Linked DNA regions of Homo sapiens: region 2 is linked to region 1. The links are chromatin loops, found by intact Hi-C in ENCODE. Cell type or tissue: GM12878. All regions are shown on one strand.

Region 1 (8,000 bases):
AACTTAATTAGTTTTGCTTCCTGACATTCTTATATTGCCTTTGTCCTAGTAAATGCTAATTTTTATTGTACTGAGCTCCCAGATATTAAGTATCTCAGAACCAGTGCTTTATGCATTTCTCCATTTTGACACTTTTGGGAAAAATGTGGTTTTGAACCTATTTCTCACCTCTTCTTTTTCTAATCTTATTCACCCCACACTCTATACCACGTCCCCCAAATACGACCAAATATTGACTGACAGCTTGAAAGTGCTAATCGAATCATTCCCAATTGTATGTATTCAATATGTTGGCTTTAAAAAAATTGGGAGCCCAAATCTTTCATCGAAGATCATTGCTCAATAGACAGACAGATTTTTAACCAGAGCAAATTCAAGTACAGCTTTCAGACCAGTCAAACCCAGGAGACAGGCAGGAGGTCTGCCCTTCCCCAGCCGTTCTTCTGTTTGCATTAGCTGTTCTTGCTCAGGCTCCATCGACCTGTCAGAGCCATCACAGTGATTGACTGCCCCGGCAGATGTGCTGCTATAACAGGTAACCTGATCATCCAGACCCATCTGTCTCTAAGTCCTCTTCAATTCACACTTTGAAAAATATTAGAGGTTGGGAGGGGTTGAATTCTTTGTGGGGATTTTTTAGAAAAGTAGGCTATCTGTATTTCACAAAAGGTTACCCTCCAGTGAGTGAATGGAAATGTATAGCATTTGAGCTCTTTAGTGAGATAAGCTGCTTCCAGGGCATCTTACTATCAACATTTTAAATTGGCCAACAAGATCTGGGGGAATTTGAAAACCTGATTTCCAAAACACCATCTCAAGTTAAGGACCAATTTAAAAGAATAGCCATGATAATAATAGAATGATGTTGCAAAGATAACAGTTTCCGTGTATGAGTGAGACAGATGGGCTGTCTGTGCATAGAGAGGAGGGGAATCTCATGCAATGGGAGCAGTCCCGTGTCTTCCCTTCAGTGCCCATAGCCTGGCAAATGTTGTGACATCATTAAGCTGAACTGCTGATTTCAGATGAGTCTGGAACAAGAATGGGCAGGGGTAACTCAAGCTTCACGCTGAAATGTACTTAACTAATTTACTGGTGTCACTGTTTCTGATAATTACTTTTCACCAAAATATTTTGCTGTGCTTGTGTGCAGAGAATTTCATTCTATAAGTCAACACGGTAAGTGTAGAGCTGCTCAGGATCTATCAACAGCTTCTATTAAGACAGAATATAACCTTGGTGGGATCGGTGGCTAACACTTTTCTATTTCTCAGTAAAGTCTATTGCCTACGCACTATCAAGGGGTGAACATTGGCTGAGAATGACATGGTTCAATATCTATGGGAAAGTAACATACTGTAGCAAGCACGACAAAGTAAAATGAACGACTACTAGCAAAAAAAGTGAACTTTTTTTTCAAATGAGACGAACAGAATTATACTAAGTGTGCACATAAATAACGATACCTGCAGAACCTAAAGAAATACATGAGCACATAGAAATATATGAATGAAGGCAAACATTCCTTAATAGAACTCATTTGCAATTCTTTCATAGGCTAGCCCTGTGAATGAGAATATGCCAATATTTATACTATTTCTCCAATTCAAAATGTTAACAATAAATACATTTCCCAAAGTGCTCTTTCTTGGCTAAAGAAGCTAAATTCTGTTCTGGGCATAGTTTACCACTTTTATCTACTGGTCAAATTCCTTGATTTGTTTTAAGGTCCTTCATGGAAATGAACATACTTTTTTCTTCAGGTAAGAAATAGAAAATATAACATTTTATTATTTTAAATTAGCAATAACTATTCTTTCATCCTTTTTGTGGCCTGAGGGAGGATCAGATTTGTTATTGATGTTGCTTGAAAAGGCAGAGATGGTTTGAGTAAAGCTATCGAGTGCTTCAAGGAGTTATTTATCATATAAAGATGTGGCTGATTAATTCAGTTTAACAGTGCCCACTCTTCTTCTCTGTTCCTATACTTCTAACCCAAAGTGAAAAAAGTCGCATATTTGAAACACAAATCTACCCAAAATTTAGAAAGAGCTGAGAACATGATGGCACAATTAGAAAAAAATATCAACACTGTCTTGGCAAAAAATATTTTTAAAAGAGTTCACCATTTTTTGTAATTAAAAAGTTAAAGGGGAAATTGTCACTATTTTAGTAGTGTTTGTCATTGTATACTGTGCAATTATTTGCTCTGAAGCCCTTATAGATGCAGTGGTATTTCTAAACCACACATATCTTCAGTACTTGCATGCCATGGATTCAGATCTGTAAGTATCCTGATATGGAACAAGAGATTCTTTTTTAAACTCTTGCATTTTCATCTACTTCACATCATATAACTCACATTCTTAAAAAACGACTGAAGATTTTCTTATTTCCATGTGGTTCCTGCTTTCTAAATTCTGTTGCTTGTTTTCTCCTTGGAGTTCTAAATGTTGCTTTAACATCTTTAGGTGTGATATAGATAGATTTAGAGTGATGTAGTTAGCAAGCCTCAAGCTGCAGCTTTTAAATACATTTGAAAATCTTCTTTTGGAGGAAAACAAGGCACTCTTATGGGAAAGTTACACTTTATTTTGGAGGTACCTCTTGCAACTTTTCATTCCAAAGGTGCTGAATTTACTATTGCTATCAACATGTATGTAATTAATCTTCCATCTCACAAACTTTTTCATGTGCAGCTCATCAAAGCTAGTTTATCCTTTGAACAGCTTAAATCCTAAATTTTAAAAAAGAGGGACTAAGGTCTATTTACCAAATCAAATTCAGTTGAATGTTTGAGAAAGTGTCCTTTTACATAAGGTTTATTCCATATGATGTGTTGATCTTCTGGAGCACAATTTGCCTCTGTGTTCTCCCATGTAACTATAGGCCTGCATTCATCTCAACCCTGCCCTTGTAACATTTTTTTTCAACTAATTACATCCATAGAAAGAGTTTTGTGTAAATATGGTTTTAGCAGTTTATAACAAGAAAAGTGGCTTTCACTTATTTTAAGTTCAAGTTCTGTATATTCAATTACTGTTAACAAGCACTCCACCTACTGGCTTACGTGATGCCAAGCAAGCAGTCCGTGATACGAAGCAAATCGGCAGTAGTAAAAGATATTTCCAAGTCTGCGATATGAACGGGACCTCAGCTTTATGATCATCAGCCAGGGTCAAGTGTGACTGAATTGCTGTTCACCAAGATTAGGATGATTCCTGGTATTTGTCTTGGCTAAGTGACAACCTAATCGTGAAGAAGATTTCCAACATCAGTTTGTCCTAAGAGGGTAGGATGGTTCACTGAGAGGTGGATTTTTGCAACCACAACAAAGAAGGGGGAAAATCACATTCCAGAGCATCAAAATACCTTTCATGCATATTTAGAACAAATAAATATCAGTACAAGCATAAGTATAAAAAGTACTTTTGTCCAAAAGAGTTCTTAAATAAAATAGGATATTTATTTTTATAATGAGTTAGAATTATAGACGTTGCATATGGTTATTTCTCATCCACCAATATGCCATTTTAAAAACTGTAATATTGCAGGAGCAACAGAAAAATATGTGCTTGAAAAATGTCTTTGACCATTGCTTCCTACCCTGTGAACTTTTTAGCGTAGTAGTCTTAGTAATGACTAATTATATGACAGACAAAGAGAGATTAGTATTAGGCATTATAGTGAAATCAAAAGAAATTGAACCAGCTCTATTCCACAATGTCAACATAATGTATAAATCATAACCTTCTGCCTACCCCACCCACCACTATCCATCTTGACATCTCTTTTTAAGGACAGCTTACTATGTAATTATGGCCACTGTGACTATATTATGGTATGTTTGAATGTGGCAATAAACAATATAGCAATTAATGTGAAATAATACAAGAGCAAATCAAGGCACACAGTCTAGATATTGAGGAAAAGCAGCAGGGACATTGAAAATAAAAGCTTAATGGGCTGTGGTGTGGAAATGCTTTTCCTAATATTGTCTCGGGGTGTTATTGTGAATAGAACTGAAAAAAATGTTGATGGGAAACTGTCTAACTATATAAAAGGTTTCTTGGGGTCAACTGTATTTTATCTCCAACTTTCCATCTTCTCCAGGATTAGTGAAGAATAATCATACACTTTCAATAGCATGGGAAGGTCTCCTGACTCCAGAAACTCTTGTAGTTTGCAGCTAAACCAGGATACAATATGGCACTAAGTAATAGAACCTATTCTGGGTTGATGAATGCTTGTGCACTGATGCTGGAATAGCTTTATAACTGCTTTAGTAAGAGCCCAGTAAAACTGCATCCCAGATGCATGAATTTCTCTTTTGGCTTTGCAGAGGAACTGTTCACAGTTAGGGGGGATAAATCAGTTCCATTAAGCATTTACCCCGCAAAACAGATATTGAGGAATCTTAGCACATGACGACACAACAAAATTTACCTGACCCTTCCAAGCTAAGGAAAACAAGACAGAAGGTCCTCTCGAGAGGCTGTATCATATATATGTTCTAAGCCTGTGCTGCCCATATGTTCAATAGGACTGTTGAATCTCAAAGTTATAATAATTTGCAACGAGGTGCCAGAACCAATTATTAAATATCATATGATCCAACAGAGATGAAATAAAAATATACAGGGTCGATTTTACTGGCTTTGACTATTATAAGGCATTTAAAGTACTTTGAATTTACAGTTTAACTTCAGGGTTGTATTAACGACATCCTTATGCTAGAATTTTGTTCTCAGCTGAATATGATAAGCTCAATGCAGATGGCATACTTTTCCAAGGACAAAGGGAGTCTTGGCCTTATCCTTTCTTTTTGATTTGTATATCAACTCAGGAAAAGGAGATATGCTATTATGATATCTTCCACTAATGTAAACCTTTATTCAAAAGCGCAAATGACAGCCAAAAGTACAATTCAAGTGAGAAAAAAGGTAGTGTGTGATAGTATCACAGAATGATACAATCTCAGCCAAATCGCTGCCTATAGTGTAGAAAAAGGAGACTCTTAGTCTTCAGTGTAAACAGTCATAATTTATTTACCATGACATCTCTAAAACACGAATGAATAAATGTTTTAAATACTGGTTCTGATCTCAATGCCAAGGCCAGTTCTTTCTCCCTGATTGCTGTGAATCTACCCTCAGCGAAATAAGAGATGCGGATTGGTGGTTTGCCACGAGTAAAGTGAGGTGCTCAGAAAACGAGGTTTGTTCTGCTACTATTATTTCAAAAGCACGAGTGAGGCATTCAGTCGAGTCTCCAGAATCAAAACAAGATTGTTCTACCTTAGTAACATGTTGCTGGAATGAAACCATGTCTTTGAATGGATTTTCTTGAGAATCAAATTTGAAAGGCAAGCTTTCTCTCCAATCTGAGCATAGTGTGTCTGCTGAGGCCTCAGTATGATCAGTTTAGGAGATTAAAGCCTGTCTTCCCTTGGTCAGGGGAGCATTGCAAGCACAGGACCATGTTTGTCTATGTATGTTTACAGCACCTGTCAGTTGATACATGAGAAACAAGAAGAGTAATGTAAACTGATCCCCTCTATTGCTGAATATTTAATGCAGTCCACTAGAAAGAAAAGCACAAACATTCTACTTTTCCAATGCTTGTCTTCCATGCCCTCTTCTAATATTCTCTTGGGAGAGGTGGGTTTCAATCCTGGTCAGGGCAAGTACCCATTTATTTCAGAATCCTCACTTTCTTGTCTCGGCTTCCTTCCTGGCTCCTAAAATGAAATTTATTTTATTTTAGCCACCTCTGAGCATACTTGTGTGTATATATTTTCAGGAAAATTGGATTTTCCATATAGATTTTTAAATCAGTTTTCAGATCAAGTTCAGAAATATGTAAATTGTTGTGTTGTTGGACCAGGCAGGAGTAGAACATATCCCTCAGATGAAGAGTAACCAATACTATAAAGTGATCTTAAATGAGAAAACTAGTGTGTAAGTCAATTAAAATGGCCAATAATGGGAAAACAAGTGCCCATTCCAAGAGCAATTGTAAGACATTTAACCCAAGGAAAGTTGCATTATACATTTTTATTAAATTGAGGCTATATTCACACTTATTGTGGTTTGAAATGTGAACCAATATTTTCTATCTTTGGTTTCCTTGCTTTAAGATCTCTTAATGTGCATAAGATGTAATTCATAATATCATATGACTGTTTTAAGTTTGCAAGTTACTGTCTCGAAAGTTATAATTTAATTTAAATTGACAAATGCCCATTAAACTATTATGCTCTCTCATAAAATCGTATCTGACCTGAGATTAATGTAACAAGACTCTGCAATTCCTAAGACACTTGATTCTTTGTCATTTTAACCTTATTTACAACACAACACAGTCAATTTTAAAGAGCACTATCATTTAGCACAATATAAAGTATTAGCTTTCAAAGATGTATTCAAATCCTATTTAAAGCTTAGCTCTGCTGTTTTTCAATAATCTTTATAATAAGGAAAAGAGAAAAAGATTAAAGTCCTAGTAACAAAAAAATACCCTTATGCCTACTCAAATCCTTCCTGAAAGACATGCAAAATGATATTAATAACTCTTAAAATAGTTTGTAGATAATCTGCAAATATAGATCTTGGGAGAGAGAAAGAAGAAAACTTCTGTAAATCTAAAATGCATGATAGGATCTGTAGAAAGGAACTCCAGCCACTTTCCAAATGGAGGTCTTCACATTGAGAGTGAGGATATTGCCACGTACAAATAAGAAAAAAACAGAAAATAACAGAAGAAAACAAAAGAAAATATAATAAAACTCTTGTCTGATCAATTACACTACTCTCATTGGGGAAGTGTTACACTCTGAAGTGGCAGCTTGGAAACTCCGACATATCTATATGCTAATTTCCTAACATCTGATTGTATTCCAGTTTTGATCTTGGCCACCCTGAAGGGTCTGACTTCCTTTCAAGCTATCAGTTTCATTCCTCCTGGCAGGTAATCCCCATGAACAAAAAGATTAATAAGTATAAAAAGGATTAGGATAAAACATAATAGAATTTCATGGAATTCTGCCATTTTGTGCCATTATATTTTGTTAATGTTAACAATAGATTTTGTATATTCAATACTTAACCCATGACAGACACAATGCTAAGTGCTTTTAGGACATTATCTCATTATATTCTCTCAGAAACCCTGCAAGTACATATATAGTTTGTTTGTTTGCTTTTTAGATGGAGTCTCACTTTGTCACCAAGCTGGAGTGTAGTGGCACGATCTTGGCTCACTGCAACCTCCTCCTCCCAGGTTCAAGTGATTCTCCTGCCTCAGCCTCCTGAGTAGCTGAGACTACAGGCTTGCGCCACCATACCCAGCTAATTTTTATATTTTTAGTAGACACAGGGTTTCACCACGTTGGCCAGGATTGTCTCGATCTCTTGACCTCGTGATCCACCCGCCTCCCAAAGTGCTGGGATTACAGGCCTGTGCCACCGCGCCCAGCCCCTGCAAGATATTTTTCTGTCTGTTTCTCAAATGAGGTAGTTGAGGCATAGGAAGGCTAAGGGAGTTGCTATAGGTCAAGTAGTGGCTTAGAGATTCCTGCATAAATATGCCTAAATCCCAGGTTCATACTCAGAACTCTACTCTGTTCCTTCTCTAAATTTCAGCCCTTAGAAATTAACCATTTAGTGTTGACATTGGAAATGCCACATGATGATGCAGGCACATGATTTACTTCCCAGCAATGGGAATGAAGTCACAATAGGACAACTTTTAAGTTTTGAAGATAAAATGAACTAGTGTTCATATGTAACATATGTAACATATAGAAGAGGTTCAAATGTGTTGCATATGATTATAATTATTATTATTAGTAACAAAGCCTCACAAAATGACATGGGTTTCAATTTTATAGTACATATATTGAAATCAGCTCAAGGGAAACATACAGTGTCCAGGAGAGGGAAAAAAAAGTTCAATGATGTTACCCCAAACAGTTCCTTTCATTTTGACTTCCACAGTTT
Region 2 (8,000 bases), 450 kb before region 1:
AAAAGAGCTGGAACCAAATATACACAAATGGGGAATGGACAAAAATAAGCCAAGACAGCTAGTTTAATTATCTCCTTTAAGCAATTAGACATGATTTTATTTTCTTAGTATAAAAACAGTTTCACCAGAGGTCCAAATTTTCTTGAAATTTAAGTTCTTCAGAATGAAGCATAAAAATATTTCACAAAAAATTATTGTGTTAAAAGTCAAATTTATGGCTGATATTAAAAATAGTAATAAAGTCCAAGTGAATGGTTTTATGCAAAGGAAATCCCCATTACACATTTTGAACCAAAATAGCTCAAAGAGAGACATGTGTCCAAGCTGAAAAAAAGGTGATGATTTATTGTTTGCTTTTGCCATGGATTTTATTTGTGGAATAAGAATGTATTATCACAGGGGAAACATAGAATTTTGCTTACCAAACGTTAAAAAGAAAGTTGAACTCTTGTGCTAAGGTAAAGGGGTATAGATATAGAAGAAAGTTTTCCTGCATGAGTATTTTTTTTGGCCACATTAAATAAGTATACTTATTTGTATTTATAAGTGTTTATTTGGGTGACAGATAAATAGAATTTTAATGGCAAACATCATACTTTGAAGTCAAGAGTAAAACTGATTTCTTTGAATTCATAGAAACGAAGTATTGGAGTGGGAGTTCTGCTTGGACCCATGTCCAAATTACATATAATGGATATGACTAGAAGTTTGTTAGGTGTACTAGACACGAAGGTGGATATATGGAGAGAGAACTTTGTAAAGGCTTCCTGAAGCCCAATATGAACATCTCATTTCCCTTGATCTATCTTATCATCCCTCAACTTATCTTCTCAAAAAACACATGACAGTCTGGCATGGCATATAATACATTTTTGCATCGAACGGGTTGTAATGTTGTGTTATTTGTTGTCTCCAACTTTGACCGTTAAAATTAGTTTATGTCAGAAATACACTTCAAAACTTTTGAGGATTATTTTCTTTCATATTATAATTGTTTTTAATAAGATGAAGGTTGTCCTTTGTGAAATTTTGGAACTGAAACTGATCACAACTTAAAACTTGAAATCCCAAATTAAAGTTTATTTCCAGGTTTAAAGTATTTTACTTGAATTTGTCTGTTGTAAAGTTAACAAAAAATATTAATATGTAAAACACTGAGAAAATGATGTAATTGAACTAGAGGAGTTAAAGTATTATTTCAAATATGTTTCTTCAGCCTGTTACAAAATTGGGAACCAAGTGAACATGAAGTCTAGAACTAACAAGGTTTAATACAAATATCCTTATGGTCATGGAAGCCTTCATGTAGTTTATGTGACTTGCATAAAATCAAAGGCAGAGAGGCAAAAATTTAGTCTCATAGTGTATTGATTTTAATATATATTTAAGTTGGTGCATATTTCACCCAAATACGTGGATAAATTCAATATATTTAGAAGTCTATAGAAGTGTAGTTTTTTAAAAAGTGTATTTTCTACAACATTGTTGAGGAATTTGCATGCACTGGGAAAATTTTGGTTTTGAGAAATTAATTTTATGAACAGCTAAAGTGGTTGGTTGTGTTTGAGACTAAAAGCCTGTTGGAGAATTAGACTAACAAAGGGTGAAGGTGAAGATCATTAGAGGTTTTAGAACTGGCTGAGATGGGTTGCTGGGGTTGTGTAACTGTGCCTAGAGGGCGGGGTTCCTGTACATTCCTACTTCACCAGATAACCTGCCCCCAACACCACTTCAGCTTCTGCCAGACAGATGGAACTCTCCAGCATGAAAATCTGCGCAGCCATTCCAACAAGCAGGGTAGGTGAAACTTGAATTAAAATTCTCCCCTCTTTATTTTTCTACTTAAGTCCAGATCCTGGAGATATGGAAAGAATAGAGGTCATCTAGATTCTCTCTTTTGGGCACACACGTCTGCATTCTTCCTAAGAGCTACCTACCTGTAAGAGTTAAAAGGTGCTAGAGATCTTTCCCAGTTAGTACTTCATGCTAGATTTTCTTTTGCGTGCATTTTTTTTTTTTTTTTAAGATTTCTTTTCTCTATACCAATCATTCCCCTTTTCTATTCTCCCTTCAGGGCCCTTTCCCCTCAATCACTAGCAGTTAAAATAACCCACCTCAGATTTTGGCTCCCAAAGGCACCCATTCCCCACCCTAGCGGTCAGTTCTAGGGACCTTATCCTGAGGATGTAGGCCAAGGGGGCTCCAGGCTGGCAAATAGATGATGTATTGTTATGTTTTGTGCCTCTTGTCTCCCTCCCGATTTCTACTGTGTTTTGTTTTTGTTTTTCCCCACCACCTAAGGCTCTGCCTGAGGTTGTCCGAAGGATGCCGAGGAAAAGGATATCAGGACTGGAATGGCTCTTACAGCAAGATCCGTAAGTGAAAGTGCTTTTCAGAGGGGAAGGGGTAGGGTAGGGAATATGTGTAACTGACTGCTTTGGACTGAGTTTTAACGCCTGACTTTGGGGTCCTGGCCTTAAGTGTTCATCTTTTCTTAGAAAATGTTAGCAGGCTCGCTACCAACAGACGTAGCTGAAAGGATGCATAATTTTTTTCCACGTTGACAGAAATCACGGTGAATCCCCAGGTCAAAAGGATGTAGACACGGCAAAGGAACATGGAGAGAAAACGAGAAAAAATTATACGGAGAAGGGGTAGTGGGAGACTGAAATAGGTCCTAAAGTGTAAATTAATTCATTTCGTGGAAATATGATTTCTGAGTCTTATGGTTGCTACAGGAACTTCCGGGACGTTCTTAACGCTCAAAGACAGGTTTATTAGCTATCCTTATTTCAGTTAAAGCTCTTTGCTCCAGAGCCAAGAACCTGCTTCTCTCTAAAGTTCTTCTTTGGATCGCCCTTCTCTATTTGCACACTAACATAGCCAACCTTCCCCAGAGCTGGCCCTCCGCCCCCAGCTCCTTGGCCTGGGTCACACCAGGGTCCCGGTCGGATTTAGCCGGGCTGCTCCGGGTCGGGTGAGGCACTGGGTGCGTGTGGGAGTCTTCTCTTCTGTCTCTTCGAAAGACTAGGGAAATGAACACCGTTCTGGGCTTGACTTTGTCCCTGCTGGGAATATCCCAGTTCCTGGCTTTGGAAATCTCAGGCAAATAATTGATTCTTAATGCACACTTAGGAGACGTCGGTAGTACGCTCGAGAGCCTCTCTGTCCCAGAGTGGCTGAGAGCACGCGCCAGACACAGGTTGGCTCGGCCCGAAGCGAATTTGGGACTCTCGTCGCGGTGTCCTATTAATTAGCTTTTCCCGGCGCCTCAGGGACTCCGGGGTGAAGATGGAGAGGTGGCATAATGGCGGGACTTGAAGTCGTTGTGGCAGGGACCTGGCAGCGTTGTTTTCTCGGGTTTTGAACCGGTGTGGAGAAGTAACTTCAGCTGCTGAGTTGGGGCCGCCCTGGCTGCGCGGTGGCGGAGGAGGAGAGGAGAAGCGCTCTCGGGACATTGCGGCGGCGATCCCCGCAGAGGGTGAAGCCGGGCGCTGCGCAGGGAGCAGCAACATGAGGGCGCTCTTGCCCAGGACAAGCAGAGCTGTACGTTTGGGTAGCTCATATTGGCTGATGCCAAGAAAAGTGACTTCAGAACCTTGGCTGGCGCGCTTCCCTACCTTTTCCCTTTCTTCTTAATCTTCTGTGTGCCACCACCTCCCCCCAACCTTTTTTCCCCTCCCAAAGTTGTTTCCTTTTGTTTACCCGGTGCGGTTTCAGATCTCAGCACTTCTCAGCTAGTAGATAAAATTATTTGCTCTGTAATGGACATCTCTTCTCCTCTCCACTTGTTACCCCACTCGCCCTTCGCTTTCTACCCCATTTTGCTTCTCTCTGCCCAAGCCTGTGGTCCAAGGTGCAGGGATCTCACAGGAAAACAGGTAGCCTCGGGGTGGGAATTCCCAGAGCACTGAAGGCGCCGGTTGTTGGCCAGAGGGAGGCCGGGACTCCGGTGGGCAGAGTACCCCGCGAGTGCGGAGATTTTCAGGCTGTAATCTTCAGTCTGGGAAAGGCGATGGGAAGGAAGGGCGATGCAGAATAGAGGTGGTCCACTTCTGACTCCCCCCTCACCCGCCCTCCCCTGCAAGTAAGACTCAATTTCTATGATTCAACACCGCCTTCACCAGCTCCTCTATCAAACCTTGAGGTAGGCAGACATTCTGAAAGTGTTGTGATCAGAAAAGGCATTTAAAATGATAACAAATAACTCACAAATTATGTTTGTGAGGGTGGGAGGGAAAATAAAATGCCCCATGTTTTTTTCGTGGTCTGTTGCTTAGCACATGTAATCTTTTTCCCTATCTTCGGTCCTATCTTCCCTATCTTGCAGAAAAGCCGCTAGGAGGAAAGCATGTTGGACATTTACAGATTTGAGATTCGTGTTGGAAAGAGAGGGAGTGTTTAATTAACAAACATATTTGGGTGTTCATTTTCGGCTTAGGTTGAATTTGCCTACTCCGCTGGCACTCCCAGAAACTGGAGTCCTCGCTTTCAACTTTATTCCTCCTCATCTCTTCCTATTGTCTCATTCTTTGAATCAATGCGTTTAAGGTGAAAACGTATCTTCCTGCGTAGACGTTTTTGATTCCGTTGATTGAGCACGAAGACTAAAATCTGTAATGGGGTTATGGAGACTTGTCTCTCAGTTCTTTCATTTTCTCATTGCTCTGAAATTTAATGACCTGATCATTGTTGTTTGAAGTTAAATTATCTGTTAAATTAGCCCTAAATAATAACTGATGATATTTTCCTTTTGGATTCGGTTGCCCTTGAATTCTTGGCCCTGGATGTGAGAGAAGTCTGAGAGAGTGTTTTGTGATACAATATTATAAAGACAATCAAAATCAATATTTGTGTGCCAGTGATATCACATAGGAAAAAATCCCTTTCAAAGTAGCTGAATTTCATAAAGAAGACATTCTTTTAAAGGCTTGTGCTTGAGAAGCCTGGATTCAAGAATGAATGTAAATAAGCATCTTTGTTGATGAAGAAAAAATATGAGCACTGTATTTTCATTACTCTCCAGAATCTAAATATTCAAACTCATCACATACTGGTGCTTGCTAATCTAAATCAATTCGGCCTTCCAGGGATACATATTCTCAAAAAGAAAATTTAACTTTTAGCAAAATCTAAAACATTGTTTCAGATGTGAATTTCTAGAAATCCAAAGTATATTTATTTCTTTGAGTCAGATACTAGTTTGTTTTGCAATCATTATATGAAACAATATTGAAACAATGCAGTTTTTGTTCTCCTTGCTTGCTTCATGGTGCTTCCATATACAAGTATAAGTGTGAGAGCTTCCATAGTGTACTGAGGAAATGACAACTTATTTTTTTTTAACAAAAGGCCCAAAGAATCTTTAAACCAAAATGTACTACAGTAGTTGAAAAAGATCTTTAAAAATAATAAGCACTATTGTGTGTTTTTCCTATTAAAATGTGCTGAATGAATAATTAGAGGCTGGGATAAAGGTTGAAAAATTCAGAGCAAGAATTAGGTGGTAATTTTATTATTTGATACTTTTACAATTTATATAATTAATGATGTCATTTTAAAGTTTGGCAAAGCTTTTGCAGAAAAAACAGTACTCCTCCCATCCCATCAGAAATACACTAGAAGGAATAAAGTACATTCAGGTAGAACTGGCAGAAAGAATTTTTTTTCCAGTAGTAGTAGTATTAGTGGAGTTGAAAAATATACTTTTAATTATACATTGCAAGCTCTGATTGCAGGTTAGAAAACTAAAATCGATCATTCCTACATCAATAGTGTTGTCTATTACTACATTGATTTGTGTTTATTTATGCAGAGACTTTCAGTTATTTACTTACATATTTCAGCATCTGCCTCTTGATTATTATCGTAGGTTGCTTTTAATGAAAGAGCTTATATAGGAAGCGAAACACACTTGACAGATCCATTTTAAGTAAACCTGATAGTGAATTATGGCAACCCAAGGAGATTATGAAATTACTTATTCATACTTGCTTTTTAGCAATTAGGAATCTGTTTCTGATTAAAACCTCATGCTGCTTGAAAACTTCCATTCTTTTCTTCATACATTGTATTGATGTGCTTCAATAAAATAGAAAAAGATGATTTTGTGATGTCAGATATAATAGAATGAAACTGCTAAATGAGCTTGGTTGTCTTTTTCCATTGGCATGATGAAGTTACCCTCATAACAATAAGCTGGCCATTGGGTTTATTAATGCTGTTTATGAAAAATCAAGTAGCAATCATTTGAATATAGACATGTGTTTTAAAACATCTATTAACTCTAAATTATGCCAGGGGTGCTTAGGCTGAATGAGACAATCTGGAGTTCTTGAGTATATAGTTTATATATATACTCATATTTTGTATTATTTAGCATTATGTGTGATTATAACTTACAAAGATAGACATTTCTCTTGAACTAATATCTCACAGGAATGTTATATATCAGAATTCATTTGAACAAATAGGAAAACTAAAGACCCCGTAATGTGCCTTTTATAAGCACAGAGCAACAGTGGGATATCGAGATGCGTTAATGTCTGTGCCTCTCTTATCACCATTACAATATATTGAAAGATAACTTTAAAATTGAGAGAAAAAAGTGACCTAATTTATTGAGGGCTATTTAATGCTCATGTTATAGGACTTTTATTGAAGTCTGGAGGAGTAATTCTTCCTTGTTAACAGTGTGGATACATTTAGCAAATACTGTTAACAGCCCTATTCTTCATCTTTTGCGCCAAGCAACCACCCCCAGTCCGTGCAGGAATATAACAATTTTTTTTTTTTTTAGAACGATAGGGCCTTGGGAGATGGAAAAGGAATTAATCTTCTCACCCTGGCGAGTTTTCCTGAAACTACTTATCCTTAGCGTCAGCGCTGTAAGAGGTGGAGCCGCTCAGTCCCGCGGGTGGCTGCAGACAGAAGGTGGGCGAGTCCTGGGACTTAAAAAGTTTTGCAGAAGGTTGAAAAGAGGAGCAGAGGGAGAGTTTTGAGTTTATTTATTTTATTTTCCTTTTTTTTTTTTTGTCTTGTGCCAAGCCCTTGAAGTTAACGTAGCGACGACGTGGTCCTTGTAGGACCAAGCATTCTTGGCATTCTGTCGAGATTGAGATTCCAGAGCATCGGATGAACGGGACTTATAGCTAAGGCGTACTCACCCACCCCTCCCTTCGTCTTTTTACGCACGCAGCAACTCGTCCTCACGTGCATAGGGGTAGTGGACAGTGTTGACTTGAATTGCTGTCCCTCGTTCCAAGCCTTTCCTGTGAATGAACCCGAAAACACTCGACAGGTCGTGAATAATCGTTTTAATGAGTGTGCAAAGCGTGCGACGGGGTGCACCGAGCTGTCGGGTTAAACAAACAACTTGTACCCTGACCAAATCCGATTGTTAAAGTGCAAAGTGATGTCAGTACCATTTCCATTGCCTTTCGGAAATCCACAGATCTGACACGCGGGAGTCCAATTTTCCCCATTAAAGAAAAATAACAATATTTTTCGACCGTGTATGTGATCTTCTTTAATATTAATCTGAGCCAAACAAAACCTCATTTGGAGAATCAGAGAATTAGTCGTGTCTCTCTCAAAGAACAAATTGGAAGAAAGGAATAAGGAGAAAGAAATCAGAACAAATATAAAATGTCTGAGGGATAATTTCTTCTTGATAGCTCACATATCACTGCTGATCAATGTTGTAAAAATCTTCCTTTTATATATTGCTTTATAGCTCACTAAAGGCAGATGTCAGGTTACTTGTATCCAAACAACTGGACTGGTAATTTAGTCTTGTACTAAGATGGAATTTGTAGACCTGTAAGGGCTTTTTCTATCAAATATTTAACGAAAATATTTGTTGTTTGTATATTAGCCTGTGAGAGAATAAAGGTATAAGTCGTTTGCACATTTGTGCTTTCAAAGAAAAGAGTTTGGAGGAAAGTAATGGAAAAGGAACCCTATTTGGCTATTATCTAAAATCATAACAAAAAAATACA

The links. A loop is a pair of places that touch in the nucleus more often than their neighbours do. Peaks named below come from ENCODE experiments on the same cell type or tissue, not always from the same donor. Only the 100,000 strongest peaks of a DNase experiment are listed, where the experiment ranks them.
Region 2: it touches region 1 in a loop (4-fold over the local background); 8 of 110 quality-filtered maps call a loop at or near these places.

What each region holds. Positions count from the first base shown.
Region 1 is chr14:29,219,797-29,227,796 of GRCh38, forward strand. The region is part of intron 6 of LOC102724934 (a long non-coding RNA gene); the gene reads right to left. Among named protein-coding and RNA genes, the nearest start is that of LINC02326, 160 kb to the left of the region's middle. In GM12878, a CTCF peak has its summit at 3,065; no DNase peak of the experiment used is centred here.
Region 2 is chr14:28,771,059-28,779,058 of GRCh38, forward strand. It overlaps LINC01551 (long intergenic non-protein coding RNA 1551), which reads left to right and starts at 1,646. Exons shown (of 3, transcript NR_026731.1): 1 at 1,646-1,797; 2 at 2,302-2,375. RefSeq lists an enhancer at 3,233-3,732. In GM12878, a CTCF peak has its summit at 3,525; no DNase peak of the experiment used is centred here.